Linked DNA regions of Mus musculus: all the other regions are linked to region 2. A link is a loop called in an ENCODE intact Hi-C map of the cell type or tissue named here. Cell type or tissue: left cerebral cortex. All regions are shown on one strand.

Evidence for each region. Peaks named below come from ENCODE experiments on the same cell type or tissue, not always from the same donor. Only the 100,000 strongest peaks of a DNase experiment are listed, where the experiment ranks them.
Region 1: a loop joins it to region 2, with 2.8 times the contacts of the local background. A loop is called at or near these places in 13 of 42 quality-filtered maps.
Region 3: a loop joins it to region 2, with 4 times the contacts of the local background. A loop is called at or near these places in 22 of 42 quality-filtered maps.

What each region holds. Positions count from the first base shown.
Region 1 is chr14:50,909,517-50,914,516 of GRCm38, forward strand. No RefSeq gene overlaps it. Among named protein-coding and RNA genes, the nearest start is that of Osgep, 13 kb to the right of the region's middle. In left cerebral cortex, no CTCF peak of the experiment used is centred here; no DNase peak of the experiment used is centred here.
Region 2 is chr14:50,804,165-50,809,164 of GRCm38, forward strand. Parp2 (poly (ADP-ribose) polymerase family, member 2) reads left to right here and starts at 3,752. Exons shown (of 16, transcript NM_009632.3): 1 at 3,752-3,823. The coding sequence starts at 3,784. It also overlaps Rpph1. In left cerebral cortex, no CTCF peak of the experiment used is centred here; DNase peaks (open chromatin) are centred at 2,805 and 3,626; H3K4me3 peaks cover 1,747 bases; H3K27ac peaks cover 1,234 bases.
Region 3 is chr14:50,922,518-50,927,517 of GRCm38, forward strand. It overlaps Osgep (O-sialoglycoprotein endopeptidase), which reads right to left and starts at 2,376. Exons shown (of 11, transcript NM_133676.2): 1 at 2,147-2,376. The coding sequence starts at 2,261. It overlaps Apex1 (apurinic/apyrimidinic endonuclease 1), which reads left to right and starts at 2,432. Exons shown (of 5, transcript NM_009687.2): 1 at 2,432-2,512; 2 at 2,696-2,807; 3 at 3,000-3,187; 4 at 3,644-3,836; 5 at 3,939-4,671. The coding sequence starts at 2,753. The coding sequence ends at 4,456. It overlaps Pip4p1 (phosphatidylinositol-4,5-bisphosphate 4-phosphatase 1), which reads right to left. Exons shown (of 7, transcript NM_001033271.5): 7 at 4,698-5,000. RefSeq lists a promoter at 2,152-2,624. In left cerebral cortex, no CTCF peak of the experiment used is centred here; DNase peaks (open chromatin) are centred at 2,390 and 3,518; H3K4me3 peaks cover 2,443 bases; H3K27ac peaks cover 1,561 bases.

The sequences.
Region 1 (5,000 bases), 110 kb after region 2:
CTCAGTAAAAAGAGATTTATTTTGCTTCATGTATGGGTATTTATTTTATGTATGGGTGTTTTGCCTGCATGTGTATTTATCACCATGTGCATGTCTGGTGCCATGGATTCCCTGGAACTGGAGGTACAGACAGACAGACAGGTGTGAGCTGCCATGTGGATGCTGGGAACTGAGCCTGGCGTTTCCAGCTCTTAAGGGAGGGAAAGCCCTTCCTCCCTCAGCTCCTCCTTCCGTGCCTTTTTACTCCTCTCGTCAGGGGATGCCTTTCCCTGCAGTTGTGTCTGCCTCTGAAGGATGGCAGCAGGGCTAATTGTGACTACACAATACAAGGCCATGGTGAGTCAAAGAATAAGGAGAGGAAAGCAGAAACTGAGTATCAAAGGCAGCTGAGCATGACAGTGGGATAATTTGAGAAAAGCAAAGTACCTAATAGGGAGGCATGGCCTGAGGATGGAGTTAGAGTAACTGCTCGATAGGAAAGGAATTTGTCTTCTCTTTTGTTTGGTATGAGACTGGGTCTCACTGTGTATCTGCGCTGGCTAGTTTTATGTTAACCTGATACAAGCTAGAGTCACCCAAGAAGAAGAACCCTAAGTTGAGAAAATGCCTCCATAACACCAGGCTGTAGGCAAGCCTGTAGAACATTTTCTTAGTGACTGATGGGGTAGGGCTCAGCCCATTGTGGGTGGGGCCATCTTTGGGCTGGTCATCCTGGGTTCTTTAAGAAAGGAGGCTGAGTAAGCCATGTGGAGCAAGCCAGTAAGCAGTGCCCTTCATGACTTCTGCATCAGGTCCTATTCTCAGGTCCCTGCCTTGTCTGGCTTCCTTCAAGGGTGGACGACACTATGGAAGTGAAAGCCAAATAGAGCCCTTGCCTTCACCTTGCTTTTGGTCATGTTTCACTGCACCAATGGAAACCCTAAGACAGTATCCCAAACTGGCTTGGAATGTGATTCTTTTGCCTCTCCCTCCCAAGGGCTGAGCTTAACAGGTTTGCACCACCACAGCCACTTTGTATAATTTTTCTCTTTGGGGCAGTTACGACACCAGCAGACTCAAATGACATTCAGTCAAAGCAGGGCCTGCAGTCAGTGAACTGGCTCAGTGATGATAGTGGTAGGAAGCCTAAAAGACCCTCAGAAGCCCCCATTCCTTTCCAAGTCTCAGAGGAAAAGAAGGAGAAGTTAATGATCTAAGAGGAGGCAGCAGTAGTGGCCTGAGGTACCATCAGGGTGGGACATGGCGGTGCAGGCTTACTAGCACTTGAGAGGCTCAAGGGCAAGGGAGAGCTGAAAGGCAGAGTGCTTGCACGGTACACGCAAGACCCTGGGCTCAACCTCAACATCATGCACAGAAAAAAAGCAAGCCTAGAACACAGACAGGTACTTTGTGGGCGCCTGTGCGACTTACTGTGAACCATGGATAGGGCAGACTGCGGAATGGTCTTCCCACGGGTGTACTTCTAGAAAGAATTGCATACACTAGGGTACGTGAATGCATTCAAAAGCAAGCACGTGAAGGGAAGGACCTGGAATGTCTGAATTGTCCCTATGGGAAAGGTGAAGATCTGGAGTATCCTTGAGTCTTTAGCATGACCAGAGAGAGTATTCATAAAACATAAACCAGGTATATTCCCTCACAGTATCTGTACTTGCTTAAACTGTAAAACCATCTCACCTATGTATGCCTTACCTTAGTAATAAAAATGACGAGCAATCTGTTGGCACTGCTCTTGTGCTCAAAGGCCTTGCCCAGTCAGACCCCACCCCCACCCCACAGCTCCTCAGGATTTCCCAGCCCTATCTACAGACTTAGCCTTGCTGGTTGGGGTGGGTTGACACTTACATTACAAAGCATTCGTTGCCCTTCTCCCACTTAAGAAACCTTCAGGCAGTACTCTTTCTCAGCACACACACCCTCCTCCCCTGCCCCCCAAAGGTCGCTGGGAAGACTGCTTGTCACCCCCCTTTATCATTACAGGACTATGTTAATCCCCTATCTACTGACATGCAAGAAAAAATGAACCCAATGACCTTTATGACCTTTTGTGAGCAGCCCTGCCCTGAGTCGCTAGCTGGAGGAGCTGCATAAAGTGAGCTAGACATACAAACCCTAAGGTTATGGCCACAGGCCTTCAGTACAAAAGACTACTGTAGGGGGAGAGGAAGGAATTAGGGCATTCTGAAGATAAGCCACTAATTTGGTTCAGCTTAAAAGGAAAGAGGATTGTGGTTAAATGTGGTTAAATGTTGAAAAGTAAATCCAAGTGGATTTGATTAACTGAAGGTGAAACACACACACCTATTCATAGAACTCAAAAGAATGCCAAGGTCTGTGTTTTGACATGAACCAGAGGGGGTACTGATCACTTAAATAAGAAATAACTAAAGGAGAAGGCTGGGGAACTTAAGTTCAGTTTTGGATACCTTAAACTTAAAGTGTGTGCCAATCAATTTTATATCAACGTAACACAAGTTTGAGTGTGGGAAGGGGGAACTTCAACTGGGAAAACTGTCCACACCAGATTGGCCTGTGAGATGAGAAGTCTATGGTGCATTTTCTTCAATGATGATTGATGTGGGAGGGCCCAGCTCGCTGTGGGTGGTCCTGGGTGCTATAAGAAAACAGGCTAAGCAAGGTGAACAGAGCAAGCCAGTAAGCAGCACACCTCAGGGCCTCAGCTCTAGTGCCTGCCTGTACAGACTGCCTTACAGAATGCTCCAGACTGTAAAGTGAAATAAACCTTTTCTTTCCCAAGCTGATTTTGGTTGTGGTATTTTACTACAGCAATAAAAACCCCAAGACAGGGTGCTACATTTGTACCCAGGCAAAGATGCCAAAGGGCAGCTTGGTATTTGGGAGGGCAGTCCTGGCTAGAGATATAAAACTGGAGTTACCTATATCCTAATGAATTTCATGGCTTAAGACTGGACACAATCACCCCACATGCCTGTGCCAACTGTCTGAGGACTCTCGGATGTTAGGACTGTAGACATAGACAGGCACAGTGGCACAGGTGCCAGCACTCAAGAGACTGAAGGCAGGAGACAACTCAGTCCAAGCTAAGACTGAGAAATGAGAACCAGCAAAGGCAACAGAGAGTCAGCAAGAAAGCAGACAATACATTCTAAAAGAGTAAGTGTTAAATGTTTCAGACAGACTTATAAAAGAAGTAGAATCCACCATTATATTTGTGACTAAGTAACTAATGATATGGTAACAACAAATCTGCTGAGATAGTTTAATTTTCATTTTCTGAGATAGGGTCTCATGTAGCCCAGGCTAGCCCTGAACTCACTATATACCTAAGGAAAACCTTTAAATTCTCATCTTCCTGTCTCTACCTGCAAAGCATGGAGATTCCAGATGCCTAATCACCGCTTATATAGCTTTGTATCAAGCAAATGTTCTACCACCTAAGCTCCACCCTCAGCAACAGAATAGATTTTCATAGCGAATTCAGAGGAAAACCGGAGGCAACTCTTTTAAGCCACGCTGTGAAGTTGCAGCTAACCTGTCAACTCACACTCAGTGAGAGCAGCTGGATCTGCTTAGCAATTAGGACATAGCTCAGAACTGTCCAGGTCAATCAGCGTATAGCTACTCTATAGAGTTCTCAAAACCCAAACCAAACCAAACCATTACACATTCCTGTCTGGGGCAGTTTTCAACTGTGATACTAACAACATTTTTGCATAGGACTTTATTTGTGGGGCTTTATTAAAAACTGTAGGGTATTTTCTAGCATCCTTGGCTTTATTTATTTCCTCTGTGTAGCCCTGGCTGTCCTTGAACTCACTCTGTAGACCAGGCTGGCCTCGAACTCAGAAATCCGCCTGCCTCTGCCTCCCAAGTACTGGGATTAAAGGCGTGCGCCACCACCGCCCGGCTTGGCTTCTCTTTTTAAGATGTAGCTTTATTTCATGTGTATGGGTGTTTTGCCTCATGTGTGCATGACATATGTGCCCGGCGCCCAGGGCCAGAAAGCATCAGATCCCCTGGAACTGAAGATACTGACAACAGTGAGCTGCCACCTGGGTGCTAGGAATCCAACTGGAGTCCTCTGTAAGTGCTCTTAATCAATGAGCTCTCTCCAGCCCGCCTTGGCTTCTCTTTAGTAGCATCTTCTCTTTGTCCTCCTAAGACCAAACCAGACTTGGTTGAGAACCTCTTGTCTGTGGGAATGGAACAGAAATCAGAGTATCTAAGTATAAATGATATAAAGTATTCAGTATGGAGCTGAGAACTTGATAAATGTGTGCTCCTTGCTTCTAATTTAAAGAACCAAGGTATGATTTCTATGAGAATGGCTCCACAGGCTTATATATTTAAGTGCTTGCTCCCCAGTTGTGGGGAGCGGGTGTGGCGGCAGTCCCAAAGGCGCCAGGGACTGCAGCTAAGTCATATGACTTGCACCTGACTTCCTCATATAAGACACAAACATCTTGAGTGCTGCGCAGGTGTACCAGGATACAGGTGAATCCAATTTGGTGGAGATTTGCCCCTGCTGCCCTGATTAGCTGAAGCCTCGTGACTGGCGAGGGGGCGTGGCCTGCGGTGCGTGGATGAGAGTATAAAAGGAGTGAGAGGCCCAGGGTTCGGGGGAGATATAAACAAGAAGAATCAGGACTGAATAAACTGCTGTTAGAAGGACTGGTGGTCGCGTCGTTCTTGCTGGTCGAGAGCGGGCGCGACACCCAGTTGGTAGGACTGTTTGAGAAAGATTGGGAGGTATGGCTGTATTGGAAGAATTGTGTCAATGGGTATGGGCTCTGATGTTACAAAAACCCACTCTTCCCACTTAGTGCGTGCTCTCTTCTATCTCTCTGCCTTCCCCTACATATATCTATCTCTGAGTGTGTGTCTCTCTGTCTGTCTATCTGCCTGCCTCTAACTTGCTGATCTAGGTATAAAGTGTGACAGAAGTATAATTGGGGCTAAGGATGCAGCTCAGGTGGTTCTGTGGGTTCAGTCTCTTACACTGTGTGGGTGTGGGAGGT
Region 2 (5,000 bases):
AAGTTCCAGGACAGCAAAACCCAGTCTCAAAAAAATAAAAATAACCAACTAAGTAGGACTGCAGAGATGGACCTTGCAGAGATCTGAGCTCAATTCCCAGCACCCATGTTGGGCAGCTCACTGCTATTGTTAACTCCAGGGGATCAAAAAGTCAAAAAGCCTCTTCTGGTTCAGAAGGCACCTGCATACTTTATGCCTCCACACTTAACAGACTTAATTACAAATAAATCTTTAAAGAATATCTAGCCCAGGGGTGGCAATCCATGCCTCTAATCCCAGCACGCAGGAGGCTGAGGCGGGCAGATCTGAGTTTGACACCAACCTGGTCTACTAAGAGTTCCAGGACAGCTAGAACCATACTTTTTTGTCAAAAAAAGAACAAAAAGCCACCAACACCAAAAACCGGTTACGCTTAGACTAGTATCAAGGAGAAAAACAGGAGTCTTGTGAGTTCCACACACCGAGGTCATTAGAAAACTTTTCATGAGTCAAAAATACCCGCAATGGAGATTATAAACTCACAGCTTGCTTTTGCAAAGTAGCTAGTATTTACTGTATACCAACTAGGGTGTATTTTGTTCACTCTTCACAAAGGAAGCTCAGAATGGCTCACACTATCCTCCGAGCAGAGCAGAGTATCTCCAGATACTCCAGACGCAGGCGCTACAATTTGAACATTGGCTTGCGCAAAGCTAAAAAACCCTGGTCCTTCTCAGAGCGTCTTATAAGTATTTTAGGACACAGGCGCCACCGTTAGCCCTCCTAGGGCTTGTTAAACCACCTATCCTCAGCGTTATCTATCTAGTTTCACACATGGTCTGAGCAAATACGACACTGTTCACTAAAGGTTCGCAAATGTGTCAAGGTCGTGGCCCCACAACATTCAACAGAGACATACACGTGGGCCTCGGCAGTCCTTGTTTGCCAGCTTTCCCCAGACCAGGTGACCCAGAAACAATACATTCTGCCTCGGGCACAGTGTTCCTGAATCTGGGGAAATCCGTCTGTATTCTTTTTTTTTTTTTGGGAAAGGCACCGTTACTACCCCGGCGCTAACCTGGGCGGTCTCGGAGGGTGAGTGCAGCCTCTGTCTTTGGTTCTCTGAGTTCAAGGCCTGATTTACAGAGTGAGCCCCAGGTCTGTGAAGAAGTGAAGAAGGAGGTGGAGGAGGAGATGGAAGAGGAGGAAAAGGAAGAAGAAGAGGAAGGGCAGGAGAAAGAGGAAAGAAAGAAAAGGAAGATGGTAGGGCGTGGTGGCGCACGCCTTTAATCCCAGCACTTGGGAGGCAGAGGCAGAGGCAGGCGGATTTCTGACTTCAAGGCCAGACTGGTCTTCAAAGTGAGTTCCCGGACAGCCAAGGCTACACAGAGAAACTAAAGAGGACGAAGAAATTCTGAATATCACAGATATACCGATGGAGCTGGGGGGAAAAGTCATCCTAAGTGAGGTAACCCTGACCCAAAAAGGCAAATACATATGTGAATGTTAGCTTCTAATCCTTCCATAGGCATGCTGCAATCCATTATAACCACAACGGTTAGGTATAGAGTCAGGGATGAGGAAGGGGAGGGAGGACAGGATCTCCCAAGGGAAGGGAAATAGAATATATAGCTATGGAGAAACAAGGGGAGAATGGAGCTGGAGGATTAAATGGGGAGGGGGATGGAGAAGAAAGGTAATGGGAATAGAGACTCAGAAAGTGACAAATAAGCATGCGTCATCCATAAGGGAGCCTGCTACTGTAGAAGCTTCTTAAAACATGTACATGTATGAAAAGAAAGCCTCAGCTAGACACCAGTCACCACCAAGAGAAACCACCAGGGATGGGTGACATCTAAGTGAGTTGTTTGCCAAAAGGGATCCATGGAAACCCCCAAAGAACCCAGTATCCTTTGCTCTCTGCAAACTGATGGCAAGGCCCTGTTGTTAAACATTGATACTGTCATACCTCATTGAATATGGACCAGTTGAGCTAGTGCCTGTCTAGAGCCTTCATCCCTACTGACTAATTTTCATAGTACTGGAAGGTACCCTGTACACCTACTGATATGGGATGTGTGTGTGTGGTATGTGAGTGTGTGCGTGTGCCCGTGCCCCCCACACCGTTAGAGTGAGCATATATGTATGTCTCTTGTGCTTTTTCTTTCTTTCTTTTTATTCTTTCGGTTTTTTTCAAGAGAGTTTTTCTATATAGCCTGGGCTGTCCTGGAATTTACCCTCTAGACCAGGTTAGCCTTGAACTCAGAGATCTGCTTCCCTGTGCCTCCCAAGTATTGGGATTAAAAGTGTGTGCCACCACACCCAGGTTTTGTTTTGTTTTTTTTTTTTTTTGTTTTTTTTTTTTTTGTACAGGGTTTCTCTGTATAGCCCTGGCTGACCTGGAACTCACTTTGTAGACCAGGCTGGTCTCGAACTCAGAAATCCACCTGTCTCTGCCTCCCAAGTGCTGGGATTAAAGGTGTGCGCCACCACTGCCTGGCTCACCCAGCTTTTTTTTTTTTTTTTTTTTTTAATGAGTTTGTATGTGTTTGTGTACGTATCACTTGTGCTTTTTATTTATTTATTTATTTATTTTTTAATTTAATTGCCTGTTTTCTAAAGAAAGCTCAAGAGGACATGGAGTTAGTTGGATGGAGACCTGGAGGAGATGAGGGACGGGAAATGGTAATCAAAGTTTTATTTTTCAGTTTTGGTCATTAATCGATCTGAGGCATCCACACACTAGTCAAGTCACAGCTTCGCGCCTTTGTAAGGAAAGCTGGGCTTGGTATGAGCCCTATTCCACTCCTATCTCAATTGCTTCTCCTTTCTCAGTGTTCTTCGCTGTAGCTCAACTCTGCTCATTTACTTCATGAGGAATTCCCAGCCTGTTTCTCTATTATGATACTATGTGCTTTTCCTAAGTACTTATTACAGTTACAGGTTCATTTTTTTGGTTTTGTAATAAGTCTACATATATATTCTCCCAATAACAAGTTACATGAAGGTATGAACTACGTTTATTTTTGCTAGACAAATAGCTAAAGTATAGCCCCAAAAATCCAACAGTGGGAGGGGGTTCATATCATGTTTCACTAAATGTTGTCAAACTCCCTTCTATATTTTTATGGTTTAATCCATATTTGAACAACTCTCAAGCTTGGTCTTTTTATAGTAGAGGGTTGTGGTCAATACAGTCACAACTGTTCAAAATGAATGAATGACTGACTGAATGCTGAGACACAGAGTAAATATATAAAACCCTTTCGAGTCAATACTCCAAAAGGATCTCGATCAAAAAAGAGGGCGGGGGAGAGTAGTCTGAATTGGGTTATGAGGCCCGGGAGGTGCCTCACCTCAGCCATTGAACTCGCACTGCTGGCCGTGAGTCTGTTCCAAGCTCCGGCGAGGGAGGCATCCGCTCCGGCGAGGGAGGCATCCGCCCCGACTCGGGGCTTCTCCTGCCCAGTCTGCCCAAGCGTAGAGCCCTGCTCTCTGGGAACTCACCTCCCCGCTCGGGGAGAGCCCGGTTAGGGCCGCGGGAGGCCCAAGTCTCAGACCTTCCCAGGGGCCGAAGAGTGACACGCACTCAGCACGTGGCCCCGCTGATGAGCTTCCTCCGCCCACTTTCAGGATGTAGACCGGCCGCCACTATAAGGCTCGAAAGAGGAATAAATTTTTCGTTTAGGGTGATTTCCCACAAAGCACAGCGCGTAATTTGCATGCGCTCTACCCCAGGCTCCTGTGCTAGACAAGAAGCCCGCGCATCCGGGCAAGGGATGATGACGTCGTCCTTCAAGAGCGATGGCGCCGCGGCGGCAGAGATCAGGCTCTGGAAGGCGAGGTGGGAACTCAGTCCGCAGGCTGAATGCTCGGCCCAGTGTCACAGGGAGCCTCTCGCTTTTTCATATTACACTTCAGTCCAAAGAGGCGGGTCACGGATAAGCGCTTACAGTAAAGTGATTAGCTGTAGTCAACCTTTTAAGATACATCCGATTTCAGAAAGTAAAATTCGAATCTTAGAATTGGTGTCTGTAGACCGTATACTGTGTCTGTGGTCTCGGTTTTATATTTCGGGCAACTAAAGTTCAATGAATTTACAGGTTCTAAAGCTCCAAATAGCAACGCTGGCAGCAAGTTGGTCAGTCCAGACCGTTGAACACTTTACTGATGACCATGATGAAGTGGTCTAGTTTGAAGGAAGGTATTAGAGACCAAAGGCTATGAGACCCATGTAATGAACTGTAAAGATCTATGTAAACTTATTTTATCCTATTATTAATATCCCATCAGGATAGCAATTTAGGCAGTATTGCTCAGTGAGTGGTGTGCAAGTTATTAAGAGCATGTTGAATTATTTCTTTAGAAATTATTTAATCTTTATGTATTTTATCTGCATATATATATATATATGCACCATGTATGTGCCTGGAAGTGTTGGACCCCCCGTACTAGAGTTACTGACAGTTGTGGTCTGCCATATGAGAGATGGAACTTAAACCCAGAGCCTCGGGAAGAATCAGGCAGCTCCTTCATCACTGACCCACCTCTCCAGCTACTTTAAGTTCTTTCTTTAAAGGATATTATGAGAGCCTGGTGGGCATGTTGGCTCACACCTTTAATGCTCGCACTTGGGAGGCAGAGGCAGGAGGATCTCTGTGAGGTCCAGGACAGCCAGGGCTATATAGAGACCCTGTCATTTAAAAAGGGGGGTGGGGGGAGGAGGGTTGTCAAGAAGCTGGAGAGTTAGCTCAATGTTAAAAACCACTTGTTAGCCAGGCGTGGTGGCACACGCCTTTAATCCCAGCACTCGGGAGGCAGAGGCAGGCGGACTTCTGAGTTTGAGGCCAGCCTGGTCTACAAAGTGAGCTCCAGGACAGCCAGGGCTATACAGAGAAACCCTGTCTCGAAAAACCAAAAAAAAAAAAAAAAGAAAACAAAACCAAAAAAAAAAAAAAACACTTGTTGCCCTTATAGAGGGTCTGAGTTTGATTCCAAAATCCCACATGGCAAGTCATAAC
Region 3 (5,000 bases), 120 kb after region 2:
ATGAATTTATGAAATTCCTAGGCAAATGGTTGGACCTGGAGGGCATCATCCTGAGTGAGGTAACACAATCACAAAAGAACTCAAATGATATGTACTCACTGATAAGTGGATATTAGCTTAGAAACTTAGTATACCCGATATATAAGATACAATTTGCAAAACACATGAAACTGAAGAAGAATGAAGACCAAAGTGTGGACACTTTGCCCCTTTTTAGAATTGGAAGCAATCACCCATGGAAGGAGTTACAGAGACAAAGTTTGGAGCTGAGACAAAAGGATGGACCATCTAGAGACTGCCATATCCAGGGATCTATCCCATAGACAGTCATCCCAAACGATGACACCATTTCATACACTAGCAAGCGTTTGCTGAAAGGACCCTGATATAGCTGTCTCTTGTGAGACTAGGCCGGGGCCTAGCAAACACATAAGTGGATGCTCACAGTCAGCTCTGGGATGGATCACAGGGCCCCTAATGGAGGAGCTAGAAAAAGTATCCAAGGAGCCAAAGAGATCTGCAACCCTGTAGGTGCAACAACATTATGAACTAACCAGTATCCCGGAGCTCTTGACTCTAGCTGCATATGTATCAAATGATGGCCTAGTCGGCCATCACTAGAAAGAGAGGCCCATTGGACATGCAATCTTTATATGCCCCAGTACAGGGGAACGCCAGGGCCAAAAAGTGGGAATGGTGGGTAGGAGAGTGGGGGGCGGGGGTATGGGGGACTTTTGGGATAGCATTGGAAATGTAATTGAGGAAAATACGTAATAAAAATAATATTAAAAAAAAAGAAGTAAAAAACCAACAAAGACACGTTTTAACGATGTAGAAAAACATACTCTACTTGCCTAGGTTTTAAGACATCCTCTTTTCTTTTTTTTCTAAAGATTTATTTATTTTATGTATGTACACTGTAGCTGTCTTCAGACACACCAGAAGAGGGCATTGGATCCTATTATAGATGGTTGTGAGCCACCATGTGAATGCTGGGAATTGAACTCAGGACCTCTGGAAGAGCAATCAGTGCTCTTAACCACTGAGCCATTTCTCCAGCCCAAGATATTCTCTTTTCAAATCTCTACTTTTGAGACAAGGTCACAACATAGGACAGCCTTAAACTCAGATCCTGTCGCAGTCTCCCAGGTGTCACCATTACAGACTGCACCACACACTCTGTTAGCTTTCCAACCTCTACATAGGCTACTGGGGTTTCAGAGATGGTGCTGGTCCACACACAATGTTCAGGAGCAATCTGAGTTTTACAAACTTCCTACTCTTTGTTAACTTTTCCTGTAATTCCATAGAACCCTATGAAAGGTCATATCGTTGGACTTAACATATGATAACTACAGCACTACAACTGTCAGTAGCTTCCCTTTAACCACACGTATCTCAGCCTCTGTGCTTTAGAGCCTACAAGAGTGAGTCCTAAACACACATATATTTCTACTATGTAACCTGAAACATTTCACCTGCTTAGGGAGCCTTCAGAGGTACATGCAGGTTATATGTGTGTGCAAGTTTTGGGAGAGGGTAGGCAAAATACAACTTGTAACTATATTGAGAGTCGTGCAGTGCCTGGTGCTTTTCACATAACTGTCCAAACCCACTGATACCCATTTCCATTCTAAAAGTACCGAAAAACAGACACCTAAAACAGATCGAAAATACAGGAACTCCTCCAGCTTTCCCTCCTCGTTGTAGATTACTTTTATATTTATCACGGTGCAGTGTAAACCAATCTCTATGTGCATCTACAGCGCTGCCTCGGAACACATATTTTCGGATGCTTAGCTCATTAAAGTTGCTCGATAAAATCAGAATACAACCGGGGGTAGTGGCTCATGCCTTTAATTCCAGCAGTCAAGAGTCTACACAGCAAGTTCCAGGTCAGTAAAGGTTACAAGGAGAGACCCTGTCTCAAAAAAATGCATGAAAAAACCCAAAAACAAAACCTGAACGAACCCACGTGACCTAGCCCCAGGTGTCTGACTCTTCTAGTCAAAAGTTACCAACCAAACGCACAATCAGGGGAGTCTGGAGTGGGGAAGCCTGTAAAATCTGACATAGGCAACAGTGTGGAATATCGGACAGAACAAAACTGGACAAGGAGCCGGGAAGCGCGGCCGCAGCCACTCACCGGTGCCCGGGGCCGTGACGTAAGTGCGCCGCGGGTTCGCCAGCACCGTGCCGTCGCGGACCACGCCCACGCCGATCTTGTTGGCGCTGCCTTCGAACCCCAGCACCGCGGGCATGGTGCCTCACGGCTCCCGGTCGTGAGGCCGAGTGACGAGCTGTAACCGGCACTACCACGAACAACCCAGAACCAAGCGAAGGGACTTTCGGGCGCCAGAAGTTATGTCACGAGGTGCCAGGAGGACCAATCATCGCGCTCCAGAACCACGTGGGGGCGGAGCCCTCGAATCACGTGACCACACCAATCGCCCACGTGGGAACAGGCAGACTCCATTCTTTGTGCCGTGAGGGTCTCTGGCTTCGTTGGGAGGTCAGGTACCTTGTTCTAGCGCGTTTCGCGACCCTGCTCGCTGAAGGGCCTAACGCGGGCGAGGGGCTGCATTGCTCGTGGCGGGCCAGGCCGGAAGAACCGCAGCCCCGGGTGTGCAAACGCCTACGGGAGGCGCCTCGCTGCCTCTCCTTGTGTTTTGATTTCATCGTTTCTTATCTGCAGGCAGCGCAGTAAACACTGCTTCGGTGCTCCAGGAGCCTAAGGGCTTTCGTCACAGCGATGCCAAAGCGGGGAAAGAAAGCGGCGGCCGACGACGGGGAAGAACCCAAGTCGGGTAAGCGTGCCCAACCCCACCCCCCAGGCAAGTTCAGGGCTTTACTAGACCGCCATGAATTACGGTAAATATGGACCAAGTTACGTTGCTGGGTTCCGAGAAGTTTGTGTAATTAGAACGCCTAATGAGGTTAGAGTTAACTCTGGCCTGAGGTTGGAACTGCCAGCTCTTACTACTTTACCCATTTTATAGAGCCAGAGACCAAGAAGAGTAAGGGGGCAGCAAAGAAAACCGAGAAGGAGGCCGCGGGAGAGGGCCCTGTCCTGTACGAGGACCCTCCAGATCAGAAAACCTCACCCAGTGGCAAATCTGCCACACTCAAGATATGCTCCTGGAATGTGGATGGGCTTCGAGCCTGGATTAAAAAGAAAGGTTTGGATGTGAGTACAGTTCAGAATCGGGAAGTAGACCTTTCTTGGTTGACTCGTCTTAAGGACCAATCATCTTGTTTCCTTTGAAACGTTATTTTTCGCGTCTGTAGATGCCCCCCCGGGGGGTTGGTGGAGGGCTCCTAAAAGCCTATATAAACCCCAACAACTCCCTCATTTCATTTTTTAAAAAAACTAGTCTAGACTGTTTGCCCCCCCCCCCCCCGCTTTTGGGTTACTTAGCATATCCTCAATCCCAGTAACTACTTAAGATCCAAATGGGAGCGAGCGTTCTGCAGTTGACAGCACATTGTGCTTCCGAAGGTTCCAGTTAGGTTTCCAGCACCCCAGTCAGGTGACTAACGGACACTCACTCACATACAAGATTTGTTTATATTCTGCTGCTCGAATGCCTTCTGTGTATAGCATGTAGCACATAAAATTTTAATTTTCCACATTTCCATTCAGTGGGTAAAGGAAGAAGCACCAGATATCTTGTGCCTCCAAGAGACCAAGTGCTCGGAGAACAAACTCCCGGCTGAACTGCAAGAGCTGCCTGGACTCACCCATCAGTACTGGTCAGCTCCGTCAGACAAAGAAGGATACAGTGGTGTGGGCCTACTTTCCCGCCAGTGCCCGCTAAAAGTCTCTTATGGCATTGGTGAGACCTTAATGACATTCATGTCTGAATGTTCTTCAGTTAACTCTACTACTTTTTCTTAGACCTTTCTTAAAATTTTTACACTGGTTTTTATTTTTATAGGCGAGGAAGAACATGATCAAGAAGGCCGGGTGATTGTGGCTGAATTTGAGTCCTTTGTCCTGGTAACAGCCTATGTTCCCAATGCAGGCAGGGGTCTGGTAAGACTGGAATACCGACAGCGTTGGGATGAAGCCTTCCGAAAGTTTCTAAAGGACTTGGCTTCCAGAAAGCCTCTTGTGCTATGTGGGGATCTCAATGTGGCTCATGAAGAAATTGACCTCCGTAACCCCAAAGGAAACAAAAAGAATGCTGGCTTTACTCCCCAGGAGCGCCAAGGTTTTGGGGAACTGCTACAAGCTGTACCATTGGCTGACAGCTTCCGGCATCTCTACCCCAACACTGCTTACGCTTACACTTTCTGGACTTACATGATGAATGCCCGCTCTAAGAATGTTGGTTGGCGCCTTGATTACTTTTTGCTTTCCCACTCTCTTTTACCTGCATTGTGTGACAGCAAGATCCGGTCCAAGGCTCTTGGCAGTGACCACTGTCCCATCACCCTTTACCTAGCACTGTGATACCCTCCTGCAGTAGCTTCCTGCCTGGGAGATGGCTCTCTCTGCAGAAGTCTGGTGTTTTAGCCTTCAGGTGTTTGGTTTTGTATGTGCTCCCTCATTTTAAACATTAAACCAAACTTCTGGTTTCCTTTAGACAATCCAAGAGAAATAAAAGGCCCTACTTTCAGCTTGGCTTTCTTTGTCCCTTTGTGAAAACTACATATTCCCTTTTTCATACACAAAAGTTGTTAAGTGGGAAAGGTTAGAGTCATGACATTATTTATTTACAAGCACAGATGAGTCCCTAACCTCTCCCAAGACAGTGACCCTACCTCAGCCCAGTTCAATACTGCAACTGGAAGTAAAATCGGAAGGAGGAATTCAGGGAAGTACAGGATTAGGGGAACATATCCCATATTAAATAGTTATATATATACACATCAGTTCCTATAGTTCTGTACAGAGCAGTGGCTTACCCCACCCCACAGGACGAGAAATGTGGGGAGAAGAGACTGGGTATTGAGGCCAGAGCCAGCCCCTGGTGAAGTGCAATAGCAGCAGCAAG